Regions from separate parts of the Homo sapiens genome. Here all the other regions are linked to region 1. Evidence: chromatin loops called from intact Hi-C (ENCODE). Cell type or tissue: gastrocnemius medialis. All regions are shown on one strand. Region 1 overlaps APBB2 (amyloid beta precursor protein binding family B member 2). Region 2 overlaps APBB2 (amyloid beta precursor protein binding family B member 2). Region 3 overlaps APBB2 (amyloid beta precursor protein binding family B member 2).

Region 1 (2,500 bases):
GTGCTCAGACTCGCTGTTAACGGGGCTGTGTTATTGGCGGGATGCCGTGTGAATGCTAACGTGTTGTTTCTGCTCTGTTCCCTCACGCCTTCCCGGATTCAGAGAGAGGTAACCGGCCGATTTTCACTTCTCCCCCCTTCGTGGTGTCTTAACGTGTCTGGCAAAGCTCACTTGCTTTCTTCATGTCGCATTGCCATCCTCACAACCATCCTTGTCTTTGAAAGGCAGAACTTTTGTTTTGTTTTGTTTTGTTTCGCCTCTTATCACCAGCATTTAAAACAGAGTCTGGAATTGCATCTGCGTTCCTCATTCTCTACTGTGTTTGACCCTGGTTGTGGAAGGTGATGGGCTGAGTGATTAAGTCTAACACCAATGTGGTCACTCACTAACGACTGAGAAAAATCTCATCAGTGTGGCAGGGAGTGAATGTGATGGAAATAGGTTATGTGCCATGTTGTAGAAGGAGGCTTTTCATGCTTCTGGAAAAATTAATATCATGGCCGGGCGTGGTGGCTCACGCCTGTAATCCTAACACTTTGGGAGGCCGAGGTAGGTGGATCACTCGAGGTCAGGAGTTCAAGACCAGCCTGGCCAACATGGCAAAATCTCATTTCTACTAAGAATACAAAAAATTAGCTAGGCGTGGTGGTGGGCACCTGTAATCACAGCTACTTGGGAGGCCTAGGCAGGAGAACCACTTGAACCTGGGAGGCAGTGGTTGCGGTGAGCCAAGATGGCACCACTGCATTCCAGCCAGGGTGACAGAGGGATACTCTGTCTCTAAATAAATAAATAAATAAATAAATAATATTAGTGCTTATATTACATATTCTCTAGAATTTGATTGGTAAGGGTTGGCACTAGGCTACTAGCCTAGCCAGAAGCACTGATTCAGTTTCAGTGTCAATTATTAGCCAAAATATATGGTCCTCCCTCTCCACCACAAGAAGGATAGAACCACAGAAAAGACATACCTATGAAACAAGAGATTTTGACCTCAGTTGTGTTTTTCCAATGCTCTGCATGTCCGCCTGCCCGTTTGATTGATTGGGGACTTTAAGCTCCATGATTCCATAGCTCTACCACTTAATAAAAACTCCACTTTTGATGGAATAAGGGAATTTGGAGATAATTCTCCTTGAATGAATGATGGTGGTTCCTGCTGGGCAAAGCGGAGAGACACGAAGGCAGATCTCCTCTTTGTGTCGGAGTTGGTGTCATGTAACCTCCCTGCCTGGTTGGGAGCTGGAAGTGATGAGTCCTCAGCTGGTATTTCCTGCCACACTGGTGTTGTGACTGCCCTCTGCTGGTGGCTGTTTTCCCCTGTGATGTGCTGCTGTCATAGTCCAGTGGTTAAGAGGGAGAGACAGCATAGAGTGGGCGGTGACACCTGCAGGGCTGGTCTTCCAGAGAGTGTGATTAGGAGAATTTGCAGGTTTCACTGACTTTTTAAATCACTTTGAGGAGACCCTGGCGGGGGCAGGTGGTGGAAAGTTCTGGAGGATGAGGGCTGTGCATGTGGATGTGAGCTCCTTCATGTAAAATAACAGCCAGTCCCATCAGAGTCAATGGGGAGGACATTTTCAGGTGTTCGCTAGTTCCTATCCTCCTTGTTTATGTGAGTGTCCTCGCTGGGAGGCAGTTGCTCTGAATATTAACACCAGGACCCTGTTCTAGAGAGGGCTACAGATTCTAGTTTGCCCAAGCCACCTCGATAATTGCAGGTGGTAGAATTTCAGATCTGCTATTTACACACTGTGTCTCATGAGCGTGCCTGGTGAAGAATTCCCTGCTAAGCCTGTGTGTTTACCCAGGTGACGAGTACCTGGGATACTCCTTTCGGAGGCTAAAAAACTTAGCATCTTTTTAAGCTTGCAAAGAAGGAGAAAGTAAGTTAAGCTTACCAAGCGAGAGCCTGAACTTTGTGAAATTAGTGATGCCTGCATGTGATACATGTGACATTGGGTTAAAAAGAACAGAAAACCAGAGTCTTACATGTGTGTGTTTTGCGGGGGGTCATTCTGGATTGGCCATCTGGAAAGATGAAGTTTCTTACGTACTTTCGCTTCCTGATTCCTCCCACTCTCAAAACAAGATTTTTTCAAAGTGCAGTCAGAAAATAAAAGCATCCAGTCTTGAAAACAGGACTCATTCTTCCTCCAGACCTTGTACAGACTGTCAACAACCCACATTTTTGTATAGCCCAGGAACCCTATAATTACACCGTGTTCTCATGTGGGCTTACCTTTTGAATTCTATTTTGGATCTCATGCTAGGCCCTGCACAGGTGAAACAAAGAGGAGAGAAAGCCCTTTGTCCTAAAGTGCCAGAAGTGCGATGTTTGGATCCAATCCGTTTGCTGCTGTCTTATCCTTATTTGCAGATGGGACCTGCCCTTTGCAATAGCATCAATAGAAAGATAAGCTGGGAGGGAAGGGTCACTGGGTACATTTTAGCAAGTCTTAGTATAATTCATATGAGTGCAAATATTTATTAAAAA
Region 2 (2,500 bases), 76 kb before region 1:
ATTAAAGCACTCTTACTGTCCAAGAGATAGGCTGTGGGTAAATAGTGTAGTGCCTATAAAACATTTTCCCCCAAATCTTTTAACTTAAAAAGTTAATACTGGGGACAAAATTGACACAGATAGCTCAGAGGTTCCCCAGTGGCACTCAAGCATGTGTTGGTGTGGCATTGCCTGCAAAACACCTTCACATTCCTATGGAGTTCTTTGTGGGCCTCTCTCTTTGAAAGATGTCTGTAGAGATGAGCTTGGCCAGTGCTCAGTAACTGTGTACTAGCCAGTGTGGGGATGTGCTAGTTCAAGCTAGTCCCTTTCCCACTAGATTAAGCTGCATAGAATTATGATAGAGTGGTTTGGCCAGCACTGGGATACGTCACATTGTAAATAAGTGAAAATATTCATAATATTGTGTTCTGTTTTATGTGCTAAAGTGTGAACTGCCATCCTCTCCTTCAAAAGCAATGTGAGAAATGGGAAGCTGTATTGCATTGTCATGGAATAAGTTTCACAGAGATTGCGTTTTGCATGTGGAATTATAACCTAGATACAGAATAAACCTGAGTCTCTGGTCCATTCATCTCTGTTAAAACAAGAAGGTTCATAGGGAGAGTTAACTGATCACTCTGTTTTTAAACCTTTGCCCTGTGGATAAAAAGCACACAGCACCCTTGGTAGAGGATTCCTTGTTTTAACATCTCTTTTTCTTAAGAAGTTCACCATTACTGTTCTGCAAATACTCCTCATCATTCCAAAGCTTCTACTTCTTTGATATCCTGTAGAAGGGCAACTCTTGGTTGATATTTTCCCAACTCATTCAAATACTTTAAGATAACCCATTCCCTCTCTGATAAAATTGACCTCAACTCCCTCTACCTTTATAATTCACAGAACTCATGTTGCTTTAATTATTTTTGGTGTTTTTTTCTCTGGATAGTCTAAATTTTCTCATTGGATGAAAAAAATTCATTGAGAGATCTTAAGTACTGGTTATCTGCTTAGCACTTACCTAGGTATTGTGGGATATGAAAAAAATACACATGGGGACCCTGACCTCAGTGGCTTGTCAGGGGACCGTAGCAGGTGGTGGGATGAGTACTGTGGACAGAGGACCCCACTGTTCACCCGTCTCTGCTGCTTCCAGCCCGGGAGACCTTGGGCAAGTCACTTCCCTTTCTTTGATGGGCCTCATCCATCAAGCTGAAGACAAGAAATCTTGGAGTTCAGCTCTAAAAGCCAGGTTCTGGGGCTAGCTGGGGAGCTGGAGTTCACTTAGAGAATAGCAGAATATGAAGGTGAAGAGATGAGCTACCATCTGCAGTTGGAGTTCAGATTTGGGATCAATAAACTTCTGCAGGGCCTCAAATCACTAGACCCACCCCAGGTCCATTCAGAAGACAGTCCCAGTTGTCCCACAGGTGGCAGTAATGAGCCGCAGTCAACACAGCACAGGAGTTGCCGCCCTGACTTGACCCTGAGTGAGAGCCCTGGCCACTTGAGGAAGCCTGCAGAAGTCTGCGGTGCAGCAGAGCCCAGGGACGTGGTATCATGGCCTGCAGGCTGTGTAGGCTGCATGATACGAAGTCCTCCCCTCTTCCCTCTGACCTTCCCCACCACAGACTCCACACTCAGGTCTCCCGTTCACTGCATACTTCTGCCCCGTCACCATCTCAAGGCTTCACAACAGGATCTCACCTGCGGTTGCTTCTCTTGGAATTTTGGGAATCCATTGCCTCGCAACATCCTCTGGGTCCCTCCTTGTTTTTGTGTGATCACCAGGGTCGGTCAGTCATGCTCGCTCTCAGAATAGTTTCTAGTTTCTGGACCTCCTGGGCTTCCTTCAGTTTCTCCCTGTCTGTCTTTCCTGGTGGCCACGTACACACAGGGTAAGACATGATTGCACAGAGACACGGGTATGTTACCTACTTGGAACAAAATCCAACCACATAAGTCTACATGGGCCAAATTGTTTCTTTCAAAGGGAAACATATCTTCTTGCATTTTGAAAATCGCAGCTCAGCCAATACTGAGGAACAGTTGCCAATCTCCATGTGCAGAACGGGTGGGAAGTGACTATCTTAGGAACATGACACATGCTTCTGGAACAGGCTTGCCAATGACAGCATCCACTTTTTGCCTTCTTGTGAGCAGAAGCCACAAGGGAGCACTTCATTCTGTCTGTCTGTCTGTCTGTCTGTCTTCAGGTCTAGCCTGAGAGATGTCTCCTCCTCAGATACCTTCTCAGCTCTGGGGTTAGGTTTCTAGCCTTAATTCCAGTCTGTGGCTGACTGTGGTCTCCTTTTTCATGTCTCAGCTCTGTGCACATACATTCCTCCCCGTAGGAATTCATCATATCTAATTTACAGCAAATTCTTTAGAACAACTACCTAAAATGTTTTCTCTTCTGCAATTACCATGCCTATCTTGGCAGAGAGTTTCTTTGTATTTACTTCACCTTTGCATTACACACTGAGTTCCAGTCGGTCAGGGACCATTTCCCTGAGTG
Region 3 (2,500 bases), 57 kb before region 1:
TTTGTTGTGAGACAAGTTATTTTTAGTACCCACATTTTATAACGAGGACATTGAGACACAGACAGGTTAACTAACTCACCCAAGGTCAAAAATGGTAAGAGGCAGCCCTGGGATTTGAACCTAGATTTTACTTTCAGTCTGAGGAACCACATAACTTAGGGTAAAGAAAGGAGCCATCTGTCTATAGCAGTGGTTCTCAAGGTGTGGCTCCCAGATCACAACTTCAGCATCATCTGAGAGCTTGTTAGAGATATAGATTCTTGGGTCCTACCCAGACCTACTGAATCAGAAACTCTGGGGAAGGGGCCCAGTGTTCTGTGTGTGTGTGTGTGTGTGTGTGTGAGTGTGTGTGTGTTTCTTTTTTCTTTCTTTTTTTTTTGAGATGGAGTCTCACTCTGTTGACCTCAAGTGGTCCGCCCACCTTGGCCTCCCAAAGTGCTGGGATTACAAGCATGAGCCACCATGCCCGGCCTGTTGTGTGTTTTAAGAAAGCCCTCCAGATCATATATTCGTATGTATCGTGGTCTACAGTACATCTCCACGTGCTGGCTTTGGCTGAAATCTGTTAAACTAGAGAAATCCTTAAAATCCACTAATAGAAAAGAGTAAAAGTTTATCAATAATAATAATAAAAGCCGGATGCTGTGGCAAATGCCTATAATCCCAGCACTTTGGGAGGCCAAGGTGGGTGGATCACCTGAGGTCAGGAGTTTGAGACCAGCCTGGCCAACATGGTGAAACCCCGTCTCTACTAAAAAGACAAAAAATTAGCGAGGCGTGGTGGCGCATGCCTGTAATCCCAGCTACTCGGGAGGCTGAGGCAGGAGAATCGTTTGAACCTGGGAGACGGAGGTTGCAGTGAGCTGACGCCACGCCACTGCACTCCAGCCTGGGCAACAGAGTGAGACTCCATCTCAAAAATAATAAACAAACAAAAAATAATAATAAACATTTGCGAAGTTTTGACTGTCTGCCAGGCATGATGCTAAGCATTTTACCAGCATTATCTTCTTTGGGCCTCGCACATGCTGTAAAGTATAGGTGGCATTATTATTTTACAGATGAAGAGACTGAGACTTAGAGACCTGAAGTGACTTAACTCAAAGTCACCAGCCAGAAAGTAGCAAAATCGTGACTTGAATCCAGACTCCTCTGATGACACGGTTCTACCCTGAACCATTACTCTTTTGCCCTTTTGGTTAAGAACTATTGAAGAATGGGCATAAGTCAAAGTGTATATGTTGATTTTTTTTTGTTAACTTTTTTTTTTAAGTGGCAGATGACTTGATTAAATACTTTGAGCTCTTCCCATGCTCCAAGATGAGCATTTATTCCCAGAACTGATTACGCCCGGCATCCCTTCCTGGGTTTAAGGGAAAGTGGTGGTGGTTATGAACCTTCCTGGCCACACGGGGGCAGCACCAAACATTGCAGGTTGCTCGTTTCTGCTCCCTTCTTTGGGAAGAAGCCAAGCTGGCCCCTCGGGCGGAGCTGCCTAGTCCCGCTTACACCTGTTTCCTCTCACTTAAGCCACATGGAATGGGGTGAAACTCTTCAGATGAGAAACTAAATTAAAACAAGAGCAGGGTTACCCAAGAAAAATGATTTTAAATAAACTCACTATAGTAATATGTCAGGCTTATATTCATCAGTATGACAAAACAATTTTTTTTTTTTTTGAGACGGAGTTTTGCTCTTGTCGCCTAGGCTAGAGTGCAGTGGCGCGATCTCGGCTCACTGCAGCCTCCGCCTCCCGGGTTCAAACGATTCTTTTGCCACGATTCTCTTGCCTCGGCCTCCCGAGTAGCTGGGATTACAGGCATGTGCCACCACACCTGGCTAATTTTTGTATTTTTAGTAGAAACGGGGTTTCACCATGTTGGCCAGGCTCGTCTCGAACTCCTGGCCTGAAGTGATCCGCCTGCCTTAGCCTCCAAAAGTGCTGGGATTACAGGCATGAGCCTGTTTGCCCACCCGGCAAAAACAGTATTATTAATGTGCTGGGGTGAGGTCGGGTGATTTGCATATTTTAGCTAAGAATGATACTCTGGGTGTTCAGTGAGCTGTTAGATCAAAATATTTGTCATCTTGGATTCCAAGGAGAGAAAACAGCCAGTATTCTTTTTTACCTTCTTTGTTGTTACTGAATTCTTTTGAGCAGTCCTAGGTTGTAGGATTTTATAGTAGACAGCTGGAGACAGTGGGAAAACGCATTTCTGACTTCTGGTTTGAAGAGTATTATCTCACAGTAACATTGCTGTCTTAGGGCTCACTCCAGCCAGGGTCACTAAGATGCTCTCCTGGTGGCAGCTTCTGTGGGTCTTGAACCCCATTTCCACAGTACCCTGTCCAAGCCCCAGTTTCCATGCCAGAAGCCGAATTCACCAGAATTTTGACTGAGGTGATCATATGATTTATTGTCTAACCCAGGACACTTTTTGAGAGTAAAAGGAGCTGCTCTGAATAATTTTGCCAGAATGACAGGGATACCCCAGAACTA

The links. A loop is a pair of places that touch in the nucleus more often than their neighbours do. Peaks named below come from ENCODE experiments on the same cell type or tissue, not always from the same donor. Only the 100,000 strongest peaks of a DNase experiment are listed, where the experiment ranks them.
Region 2: a loop joins it to region 1, with 2.7 times the contacts of the local background. A loop is called at or near these places in 4 of 110 quality-filtered maps.
Region 3: a loop joins it to region 1, with 11 times the contacts of the local background. A loop is called at or near these places in 44 of 110 quality-filtered maps.

What each region holds. Positions count from the first base shown.
Region 1 is chr4:40,839,978-40,842,477 of GRCh38, reverse strand. The region is part of intron 12 of APBB2 (amyloid beta precursor protein binding family B member 2); the gene reads left to right. Among named protein-coding and RNA genes, the nearest start is that of NSUN7, 91 kb to the right of the region's middle. RefSeq lists enhancers at 1,027-1,528, 1,680-1,779, 1,800-1,889. In gastrocnemius medialis, a CTCF peak has its summit at 1,308 (motif pointing left); a DNase peak (open chromatin) is centred at 1,277; H3K4me3 peaks cover 331 bases; H3K27ac peaks cover 1,621 bases.
Region 2 is chr4:40,916,007-40,918,506 of GRCh38, reverse strand. All of the region lies in intron 10 of APBB2 (amyloid beta precursor protein binding family B member 2), which reads left to right. Among named protein-coding and RNA genes, the nearest start is that of NSUN7, 170 kb to the right of the region's middle. In gastrocnemius medialis, a CTCF peak has its summit at 1,408 (motif pointing right); DNase peaks (open chromatin) are centred at 1,446 and 2,056; H3K27ac peaks cover 1,716 bases.
Region 3 is chr4:40,896,698-40,899,197 of GRCh38, reverse strand. The region is part of intron 10 of APBB2 (amyloid beta precursor protein binding family B member 2); the gene reads left to right. Among named protein-coding and RNA genes, the nearest start is that of NSUN7, 150 kb to the right of the region's middle. RefSeq lists enhancers at 1,312-1,606, 1,312-1,812. In gastrocnemius medialis, a CTCF peak has its summit at 1,412 (motif pointing right); a DNase peak (open chromatin) is centred at 1,429.